Regions from separate parts of the Homo sapiens genome. Here region 1 is linked to region 2. Evidence: read pairs that join two places in POLR2A ChIA-PET (ENCODE). Cell type or tissue: A673. All regions are shown on one strand. Links, peaks and the distances in the headings refer to the core of each region. The heading gives the core; the rest is flanking DNA.

Evidence for each region. ChIA-PET counts read pairs that join two places held together with the same protein. Peaks named below come from ENCODE experiments on the same cell type or tissue, not always from the same donor. Only the 100,000 strongest peaks of a DNase experiment are listed, where the experiment ranks them.
Region 1: POLR2A ChIA-PET joins it to region 2 with 5 read pairs; 1 of 35 experiments calls an interaction of 5 or more read pairs at or near these places.

The regions. Positions count from the first base shown.
Region 1 is chr4:109,163,934-109,169,321 of GRCh38, forward strand. All of the region lies in intron 3 of COL25A1 (collagen type XXV alpha 1 chain), which reads right to left. Among named protein-coding and RNA genes, the nearest start is that of COL25A1, 140 kb to the right of the region's middle. In A673, for the core only: no CTCF peak of the experiment used is centred there; a DNase peak (open chromatin) is centred at 2,828.
Region 2 is chr4:110,312,582-110,317,969 of GRCh38, forward strand. No RefSeq gene overlaps it. Among named protein-coding and RNA genes, the nearest start is that of ELOVL6, 120 kb to the left of the region's middle. RefSeq lists a silencer at 2,912-3,206. In A673, for the core only: a CTCF peak has its summit at 3,069 (motif pointing right); a DNase peak (open chromatin) is centred at 3,100.

The sequences.
Region 1 (5,388 bases), core at 308-5,307, 1.1 Mb before region 2:
CTTCAACACTTCTGCTAAGTAATTACTTAATCCAAGTAGTAAAACCTGAGTAATATAAATTAACGAGTGGTATGGCTCAGTTTTAATTACTGAAAATTATGAATTACAAGGTTTTTTTTTTAAGAAGTGCTTATGGAAGAGAATGCTATGTATTCAACAAACTCTGCTTGCTTTTTCTCTTGGGCACACAATGGAATGCAGGCAGAAGTGGGCCTGGCTTGTGCACACAATGGAATGTAGGCAGAAGTAGGCCTGGCTTGTGCAAGAAACCTGGTATGCAAATCCTCCATGATTTTTTCCTTTTCCTATTCACTGCTTGATAAGAGAGGAAGACACAGCCCTGAAAGGAATTTAGCATAGTGAAACAATGAAAGAATCCTGGATCCCTAAAAGAATGCAGAGAAGAGACATCTCCTCTACCCTTATACCACCATCTCCCACATTGGAGATTGGAGTTTGACCTAATCAAGAAATACATTTGTTTGTTTGTTTGTTTGTTTGTTTGTTTGACCTAATCAAGAAATACATGTGTTTGTTTGTTGGTTGGTTGACTGGTTGGTTGGTTTTGTTTTTTAATGTTAAGAGACAGGATTTGAGGAAACTGTTGGTGTGAACAGTGTTGGTTACTCCAACTAGTGCAAGTTTGTAATTCAAACTAGGTTAGCAACATTCATTTAATCATTTACTTGATAAGAATCATTTATCTCGTGTTAATCTGTTCAAAAGTCCTGTAGGGTGCATGCTTTATAAAAGGATAGGACCAAATAAAATTATGCAAATTCATTTTATCAACTGGTTCTTCTATGTTATATGAGAATGTTTTTGTTCTTTTAAATATTTTAAGCATTTCCACAACAATTTGCTTTATGATATTGATTAACAATATGAAACTTCCAGCCCAGTCTATCTGAATAATCACAATTATATTTAGTTAGAAACACCACCACTTTCTTGCTTTTCTATAATTTGCTTATTACTAAGTCTGGTTGGATGTCTTGCAGAAATATGTTTCCCAAACCATTGAGCTCTACTTCATTCTGTGGTTTTAGACTCCATATCTGAATTCAGAGACATCTTCCAAATGTTTGCAACAAAAACTGTTACCTCCAAATAGAAAAACAACATATGATAATAGTCATGTAACATCCTTTGCACATAGAACTAGACTGTGTATTCTCTGAGTTATCAGAAATAAGAATTCAAGCACATATATTAACTCAAATTTAGGTTGTAAGCTTAATAGTTAATAATCAGGAAAGGGCGATTTAAATTTTTTTTAAGTTTTATAGCTTTCAAGCAGAATATGGACAGTGGTCACAAAGTCCTCATGCATGTAGGCTAAGAAAAAACTTCTTAGCTAACAGTCAAGACCTAAAATCAGTTATCGGGGTCATCTCTAATAATTTCCAAAAAAAGAAAATGGGCAAAATTAGAGCATACATATACAAAGATCTTTAAAGGGAATTTTGGACACTGTCCATTGTTTAAAAAATAATGAAGGGCCAGCCATGGTGGCTCACGTCTGTAATCCCAGCACTTTGGGAGGCTGAGTCAGGAGGCTCACTGGAGACCACGAGTTCGAGACCAGCCTGGGCAACATACTGAGACCCAGTCTCTACAAGAAATTTTAAAAGTTAGCTGTGTGTGGTGGGGCACACCTGTAATCCCAGCTACTTGGGAGGCTGAAGCAGGAGGATCACTTGAGCCTGGGAGGTTGAGGCTGCAGTGAGCTATGATCATGCCACTGCACTCCAGCCTGAGTGACAGAACAATACTGTCTCAAAAAAGATAATAATAATTAGTAGTCATGATGGTGTACACTAGTGAGAAAAAGTATAGTTCACATTAAGTGTATGCTATCTCCATAATATTAAGAACTTTTTAAGTAAATTAAGTGTAATTTTAAAATTGCATTAAGTACAGTTTCTAACTAGAAGAAGGCTTGTACATAAACAGTTGTTCAATATAAATGTTTATTGAGCTGAAATATCTTTAGTATCAAAAACATCTGGAATTACAACATTTAAAAATTCCAATTTTTTAAGCTCTTGCTTTAAAAAAATGACTTTTTTAGTTGAGATTTCCATTTTTCCTTTTTAAAATAACTTGCACTAAGAATAAAATTAGATCAATTTTTCTACTTAAAAGTCATACACATACTGTAGTGCCTGAATTTCAAATCAGTAGGGTTCAAACCAATGTAAGTTGTCTATGAGTGAGTGAAAGTGTGTGTATTTTTAGTTGCAACTTATAAGATGAGCTAAAGGTATTCCATGGCATATTCCAGATTTCCTACTGAATAACAAATGTATTCATCTAGCATGTCTAGTAGATCAATTGTCTCCATCTCCTTTCTTCCATCACTACTTATGCTTAAACATCCTTAAAGCTTTTCCTGTAAATACAGCTGGGATGAAGCTTCTTTCTGCCAATCTATTATTCTGTCACTTTCCTTCTTTTATGTCCTCAACCAAATAAGTGTCATTTTCCTGCTTTTATTTTGGCTGAGAATTCAACTGAATCAGTTTTCCAACAAATCTGGTGCATAGAATTCTAATTTTCCCTGTTACTTTTGCCTCCCAAACAAAAACAAGCCATCTACTGTGACTCTACTGTATTTGGAGTTGGAACAGGTGCTATGTCTTCCTAAGCCCCAAACATCAAAATAGTTGTGAAATGGGATTTGCACTCCACTGATCTGTGTAAAATCATAGCTAACAACAACGTATATTTACAATGAAAAGATTTCCTGGCACTGTGAGCACACAAGCCCTAGGAAGGTTTTAAATGTTGCACTTTGCCATTGTGTTTCTCTCTGGAAACTAATGCCAAATAATGCATTCATTGAGTATGAATCTAATATACAAATTAGAGCTTGTGACTAATGGGTTTTTCAAGAAGCGTGAAATTCCTTTTTGTAATTGCTGAGTGATAGACATTTCCACTGAATTTGATATTTCTACGAGAGTTTCTTTCATCCTAGTTAGTGACTGGAAAATCTGCAAGAGGAAAGTACTTATAGGGTGGTGGGAAAGATTCATGTAAATAATGTGCCTTTGAAGTTGGAGAGTTATTTTTAATAAAATTTCTAGAAAATGAATATGATCAATGAGGTCTTTGTTTAACAAATTTGCTTTTCTTGAATCTTATAAAATTGAGTGAAAATGAGAACATTGCCCTGTTAGACAAATGTTCGTGAGGGTATTAAATAAAAATCCTATAGGAATTTGTATAACATCTTAAGTAGGTTTAAATAATCCTTGAAGTTGAACCAGAAGTACATTTTATAAAACTCATCTTTCTCTCTCAAGAGTCCCATTCAGGATAACATGTGTGCAAATCCTAGGCAATATATGGCTGCAAAGTGAGGCAAGGGACACATCAAGAGTGAAGCCAAGTTCTTTCTGAGTTATGCCCTATAACTCCTCTGTATTTTGGTCTCTAATTCCACGTGTGTAATACAAAATGAAGAAATAAAGCTTTTTTTCTCTATGGCCTCTTGAATGAATGAACAATAAGTTTGAGAAATTCTAGGAAAAATACTTACTGTGCCAGGCATTGTTCTTAAAATGTATCATTATGACATTTCTCTCATTTTAGGGACAACCTTAGGATAATTACATTTGTAACTGTAATTGAAGTGATAAGATTTCACCCAGCTCTCTATTTTTCTAAAATCAGCTTCCCTTCTTCCCCACTTTCCCTCCCTACTTCTCTCTCCCTTGTTTTTGAGTTACTTCATGTACATTAGCTTGGGGCTGAACACTGTGTTAAGCTCTGGATAAAGCCCACTGACAAGATGAATGAGTCTCTTACAGTCTAGAAGAAAAGACTAGCATTGAACAAGTCAAAGGAAAAAAATGGAGAGGTATCAATGCTCTGGGGACAAATAACAGAAGACAATCTAGAGTGACACAAAAAACTCATCTATAATTTCAGATAGATGAGGGGAGGTGGGCCAATTAATGATTTCATGGAACTAGAGAAACAATTTTGTCAAAACTGTTTATCTTGGCCTCCATTCATGTATTTCCTTAATTCTGTAACCCAATCAATTTGGGTAGAAAGGGATAACAGTAATAGTTGGTTTTTTAGGTTGCCATTTATGAGGCTCCTAAGAAAGAATGATGAACTAAGACTTGAGAATCCAAATCTCTCACAATGGCTCATTGTTTCTTCTGAACAAGGTTCTGCATCTTGATGAAAAATTAAATGGAGCCGTGGCAATTCCTTGGCTAGGATTGTTTTCAAGGTTATGTGAAATTTTAGTATATCCCTCTGAACTCTTCCTCCACTGAAACCCTACATTCTTGCTTTCTATTCTGGCTTTAAAATCCTGATAAGTTTAAGTGAATTTATTAGATCATGCTCACCATCATGGACTGAAGAAATATTACCAAATAAATATGGAGATCAAAAGCAACTACCAGCAACAGAGTTGGGGTATTAGCTAGTACACTTTGTAAATGCAACGACTTTCTCTTGCTTTAGAGTTTCACCATAAGTTATGATTCTTCCTTTGACTTACAAATAGGAAAAGATAATTATTCCAGCTAATTTTATTGTATGCATTTTACACAGAAACATAAACAATCCTTAGAACACTCAGTCATAAAAGATTCACAAATTTATATTATTTATACTTTTCTAAACTCAAAATATACCGATGGAGTTCCAGTTCCCATTGACATATATGACTCTCAGGAGCTACTATATATCATATTAAAGTGTCCTTGCAGAGGTGCTCTTTCAGGGCCATGCCAAAAGTTTAATCTGGAACCAGACAAAACTAAACCAAGCTGTGACTCAAACTACTTCAGAATTGGATTCAGAAAGTATTATAGGCATCTAAATCCTAAGACTTATCCTAGAGAGAATAAAATGTTTTTAAACCAAATTTCTTAGAATCTTTTTATATCTCTTGATGTGAATTCATTGGAACATCCATATTTGCCATTTTGCATCCACACATCGAGCAGCTTAGCATTTCTCTGGGCATCTCTCACCCGCACTACTGCATGTACCTCTAGGCTACTCTCCACAACCTCTCCCTCCTCCACACTATGCAGAAAATTCCCATTAAAAATCTGATAATGTCCTCTTGTCTAAAAGCTTCCCCATGTGCCCCACACTCTACGGTATACATTTTAATTCTTTAACTTGGTAGAAGTGTCCTTATATAAATATATCCCCAAACTACGTCTCTAGCCTCAGCTACTGTTCCACTTCATTCACTCAGTGTGTCCTGACACATGCAATACCTCTTTTCTGCCCATATGTGCTCCTTGCTAAATCCTTCTGTACATACAATTTACTTTGCTTAAAATTCTCTACTCCTCCATTCTCTGCCTGGCAAACTTCCTAATCTAGCCTTCTCTAATGTAGCCA
Region 2 (5,388 bases), core at 314-5,313:
TCTAACTAGTTCTAAAATGTTTTTTATCACCCCAAAAGAAAACACTCTGTCCCCATTAAGACAGTCGCTTACTCCATTTTAAATCATAACTGCCACACTCTATATCCTCTTTCCCTGCTTTAATTATTTCTGTGTAGAACTCATCACTATTGTATTAGTTTCCTAGTACTGCCGTATCAAAGTACTAAAAACGAGGTGGCTTAGAACAACAGAAATATATCATCTCATAGTTCTGCAGACTACCAGCATGAGATCAAAGCGTTAGCAGGGTTGGTTCCTTCTGAAGGTTTAAGAGAGAATCTGTCCATGCCTCTCTTCTAGCTTCTGGCTTTGTTGGCAATGTTGGTGTTCCCGGTTTGTAGGCCCGTCACCCTGATCTCTGCCCTCATATTCACATGGCATCTCCCTATGTGCGTGTATCACTGTGCATAGTTCCCCTTTTTATAAGGATACTAGTCATATTGGATTAGGAGTCCACCCTACTCCATATGATCTCATCTTACCTTAACTAATGAAACCTGCAATGACCCTATTTCCGAATAAGGTCACTCTCTTAGGCTCTAAGGGATAAGACTTCTACATAGGTATTTGGAGAGGACACAATTCAACCCATAACACCATGCAACATGCTATAGTTTTAACTAATTATTTTATTTTATTTTTGGAAATGGATTCTCACTCTGTTGCCCAGGCTGGAGTGCAGTGGTACAATCTCAGCTCACTGCAACCTCCACCTGCCAGGTTCAGACGATTCTCCTGCCTCAGCCTCCCGAGCAGCTGGGATTACAGGTGCCTACCATCACACCTAGCTAATTTTTGTATTTTTAGTAGAGATGGGGTTTCACCATGTTGGCCAGGCTGGTCTCTAACTCCTGACCTCAAGTGATTTGCCTGCCTTGGCCTCCCAAAGTGCTGGGATTACAGGCGTGAGCCACCACTCACGGCCAACACACTATATGTTTAAATTATCATGCTTACTGTTTGTTTTCCCCCAGTTGACAAGAGGGCAGGGATTGTCAGTCTTCCCAACCTAGCTGAAAAAAAAAAAAGGAATGAATGAACAACCAACAACTGGAACATGAGCTCCTTGAAGACAGGGAATTTGTCAGATTTGGATTCTGTTAAATCACCATCATCTACAACAGAGTGTGGCACAGAGTAGTCCCCCAATAAATGTTTGTTGGATGAACCAATGACATTTAGAGTCAGATAGACTAATGTTGCCTTTATTGAATAGACTCTATGATAAGCAATGAACATAGCAATCACTTATGGGGAAAAAAAGGACATCTACCTTTCTAAAAATCAGGACATAAGCACATTTTTACTGCAGGAAATGTTCTATTATCTTTATTCAGGACCGTTAAACATTATGTCAAATGACTAATATGCTAGAAAAACTGGGATTACTACCTTAACTCTTTCCTTAAGTTTCCAGAGATGAGATCTGAAATTTACTGCATTTCCCTGGATGAATTATTTTCTTTTTTATTTAAGTTATAAAAGTTATTATATTATTATATTATTATAAAACTCTATATTTAAGTTATATAATATCAGTTAGACAATTTTTTGGGTAGTAATTACAAACTTACTTTGTATAGAATAAATACAGTCAGGTGAGGTGGCTCATGCCTGTAATCCCAGTGTTTGGGGACACTGAGACAGGCAGATCACTTGAGCGCTGGGGTTCCAGAGCAGGTTGGGCAACATGGCAAAACCCCATCTCTACAAAAAATACAAAGACTAGGCAGGTGTGGTGGTGCATACCTGTAGTCCCGGCTACTTGGGAGGCTGAGGTGGGAGGATCATGTAAACTCAGGAGTCAGAGGTTGCATGCAGTGAGCCAAGGTAACGCCACTGCACTCCAACCTGAGCCAGACCCTGTCTCTAAATAAATAAATAAATGGAGGTAAGGTATTTAGTTCACCTGAAGGATAGTATGCTCAAGGAGACAAAATTTTGTCTAAATTCACAAGGACATTTTCAAGAAAAATAAACCATTTGTGCTTGGCAACATTGGGGGCCCTTTGATCTAATGTCCGTCTCGTTTAGTCATTCATAACTTGAATTATCTTGAAACACTCCACTGACTAACGTGAACCTGCTAGGAGGTGCATTCCAGGCCAGAGAATTGTAATTCATGCCCAAGTATTTCCACTGCTTAACTGTGTCATTTCACTTCTCTAAAGCAGTTGAAATCTTGAAATCACTGTAAAGGTGAGTGTAGTAATGTAATTTGCAAGAAGGATAAGGAGAAGAAGAAGAAAGAAAAAAGAGAAGAAGAGGAAGAGGAAGAAGAAGAAGATGAAGAGAAGGAGGAGGAGGAGGAGGAGGAAAGACAGAAAGACAAAATTGAGATTGCCAGATTAAAAAATTTTGTGTGCAGCTAGGCTCAGTGACTCATGCCTGTAATCCCAGCACTTACGGAGGCCCAGGCAGGAGAACTGTTTGAGGTTAGGTGTTCAAGACCAACCTGGGCAACATGGCAAGACCTCATTTCTACAAAAAAATAAAAATTGCCAAGTATGGTGATGGTGTCCCTGTGGTCTCAGCTACTTGGTAGGCTGAGGTGGGAGGATCGGCAGGAGATCGAGGCTGCCATGAACCATGATCACGCTGCTGCACTCCAGTCTCGGCGACAGAGTGAGACACTGACTCAAAAAGAAAAAAGTAGGGCCGGGTGCGGTGGCTCACACCTGTAATCCCAGCACTTTGGAAGGCCGAGGTAGGCAGATCACGAGGTCAGGAGATCGAGACCATCCTGCCTAACACGGTGAAACCCCGTCTCTACTAAAAATACAAAAAATTAGCCAGGCCTGGTGGCAGGTGCCTGTAGTCCCAGCTAGTCTGGAGGCTGAGGCAGGAGAATCGCTTGAACCTGGGAGGCGGAGGTTGCAGTGAGCCGAGATCGCGCCACTGCACTCCAGCCTGGGTGACAGAGCGAGACTCTGTCTCAAAAAAAAAAAAAAAAGAAAAAATTTTTGTGTGATAACATGGGAATTATAACAAAGTTCAAGAAGCTAACAGCCCAAATCAGTAATTCCATTGAGATCAGAGGGCTGACAGCAGATGGCGCTATTCCATCTTGACTTAGCCATTGTGCAAGCAACCACCTTGGAAACCACTGAAAGGCAGCGGCATCAGTCTCCTTTTTTAGCATCGGAACTTGGACAGGTGACCCAGAGTTAAAACTTTTAAATGAAGGAATATTTTATCCTAGTATTTTATTTTCATAAAAAAGAACTAACGCAGTGGCTTATGCCTGTAATCCCAGCACTTTGGGAGGCTTAAGCGGGTGGATCACTTGAGGTCAGGAGTTCGAGACCAGCCTGGCCAACATGGTGAAACCCCGTCTTTACTAAAAATAGAAAAATTAGCCGGACGTAGTAGTGCGCGCCTGTAATCCCAGCTACTCAGGAGGCTGAGGCACGAGAATAGCTTGAACTCAGGAAGCGGAGGTTGCAGTGAGCCAAGATCCTGCCACTGCACACCAGCTTGAAGCATAGAAAAATTAAAGTACTGAAGTAGATTAAAATGGGAAAATGTGTTAGAAGTTATTGTGTGGGTGTTTTCCTACCATGCCTGGAAAGCTTATTCTTGTTTGGCATTTAATTAATTCAGTTCACTAAAAAATAATTGAGTGCTCACATGTATCCAGCACAGTTATGGTTGCTTGGTGTACATCCATGAACAAAAAAGACAAAGATCCCTGTATTTGTGGAGCTTCTATTGCATCAGGGAGAGAAAGACAATAAAAATAATAAATAAGAAAATAGTACAGTGTGTTAGAAGGGGGTAAGTGACACTTTGGAAAAATAAAGGCAGGGCATGGTAAGGGGGCTCAGGCATCCTGGGCAGTGGGGAGGGTTTGATTTTGTATAAGGTATTTTATTCATTGAGGAGATGACATTTCAACAAAAATATAAAGGATGTAAGGGAGTTAGCTAGGTAAATATCCAGGGAAAGAGGAGTTCCTGCAGAGGGACTAGACTTTACAAAGACCTCAGTTTGGGAGCATGTTTGGTTTGTTTAGAGAACTCAACAAGATGGTCAATGTGGCTGCAGTGGAGTGAATGAGAAGGGGAGCAGGAGAAGATGAGGTCAGAGAGGTGAAATAGCGGGCAGATCCTGGAGGCTTTGCAAACTATTCTAAGAAATCGAGTGCCATTGTCAAGTCTTGAACAAAGGAGTAATAAAATCTGATTTATGGCTTTTTTCTTCTTTTTTTTTTGAGATGGAGTCTCACTCTGTTGCCTAGGCTGGAGTGCAATGACATGATCTCGGTTGACTACAACATCCGCCTCTCGGGTTCAAGTGATTCTCCTGCCTCGGCCTCCCGAGTAGCTGGGATTACAGGCATCCGCCACCATGCCAAGGTAATTTTTATATTTTTAGTAGAGATGGGGTTTCACCAGTTTGGCCAGGCTGGTTTTGAACTCCTGAATTCAGGTGATCCACCTGCCTCGGCCTCCCAAAGTGCTGGGATTACAGGCATGAGCCACCGTGTCTGGCCTGGTTTATGTTTTTAAAAGATCATGCAGTCCTGTGATAAGAATAGTAGACTTTAGAGGGTCAAACATAGAAGTTGGGAAGCTAGAGAAGGGGCTATTACAGCAGTCCAGACAAAAGCCCAGAGTGGCTCAAACCAGGTATTAATGGAAATAACAATGGAGGTATCAGGAAGTAGCTGGATTCTGGCTATTTATTTTGACATTAGAGTTGACAGATTTTTTTTTTTTTCTGATGGATTGGATATTAGATGTGGGGATAAGAGAGGTGTCAAGAAAGATTTGAAATCTTTTGCCCCCAATTAACTGGAATGACGGGGAAGACTGTGGGAGGAGTGAGTTTTGAAACACAAATTGGGTGTTGTGGGCTGGGCGCGGTGGCTCACGCCTGTAATCCCAGCACTTTGGGAGGCCAAGGCAGGCGGATCACGAGGTCAGGAGTTTGAGACCAGCCTGACCAACATGGTGAAACCCCATTTCTACTAAAAATACAAAAAATTAGCCGGGCCTGGTGGCGCACGCCTGTAATCCCAGCTACCTGGGAGGCTGAGGCAGGAGAATTGCTTGAATCCAGGAGACAGAGGTTGCAGTGAGCCGAGATCGCGCCATTGCATTCCAGCCTGGGCAACAGAATGAGACTCTGTCTCAAATCAATAAATAAATAAATAAATAAATAAATAAATAAATAAATAAATTGGGTCTTGCAAGTTGAACACATTGATTTTGAGATGTCTACCATCAACTGCAATAGAAAGGTTATGGAAAGTAAGAGTTTGGAAGGAAAGGCCAGGGCCATAGTTTTGGACATACTGAGTTTGGATGTCTATTAGCCATCAAAGTGGCAAGAAAAAGCTTCTGAAAATTTTTGAATGTGAAA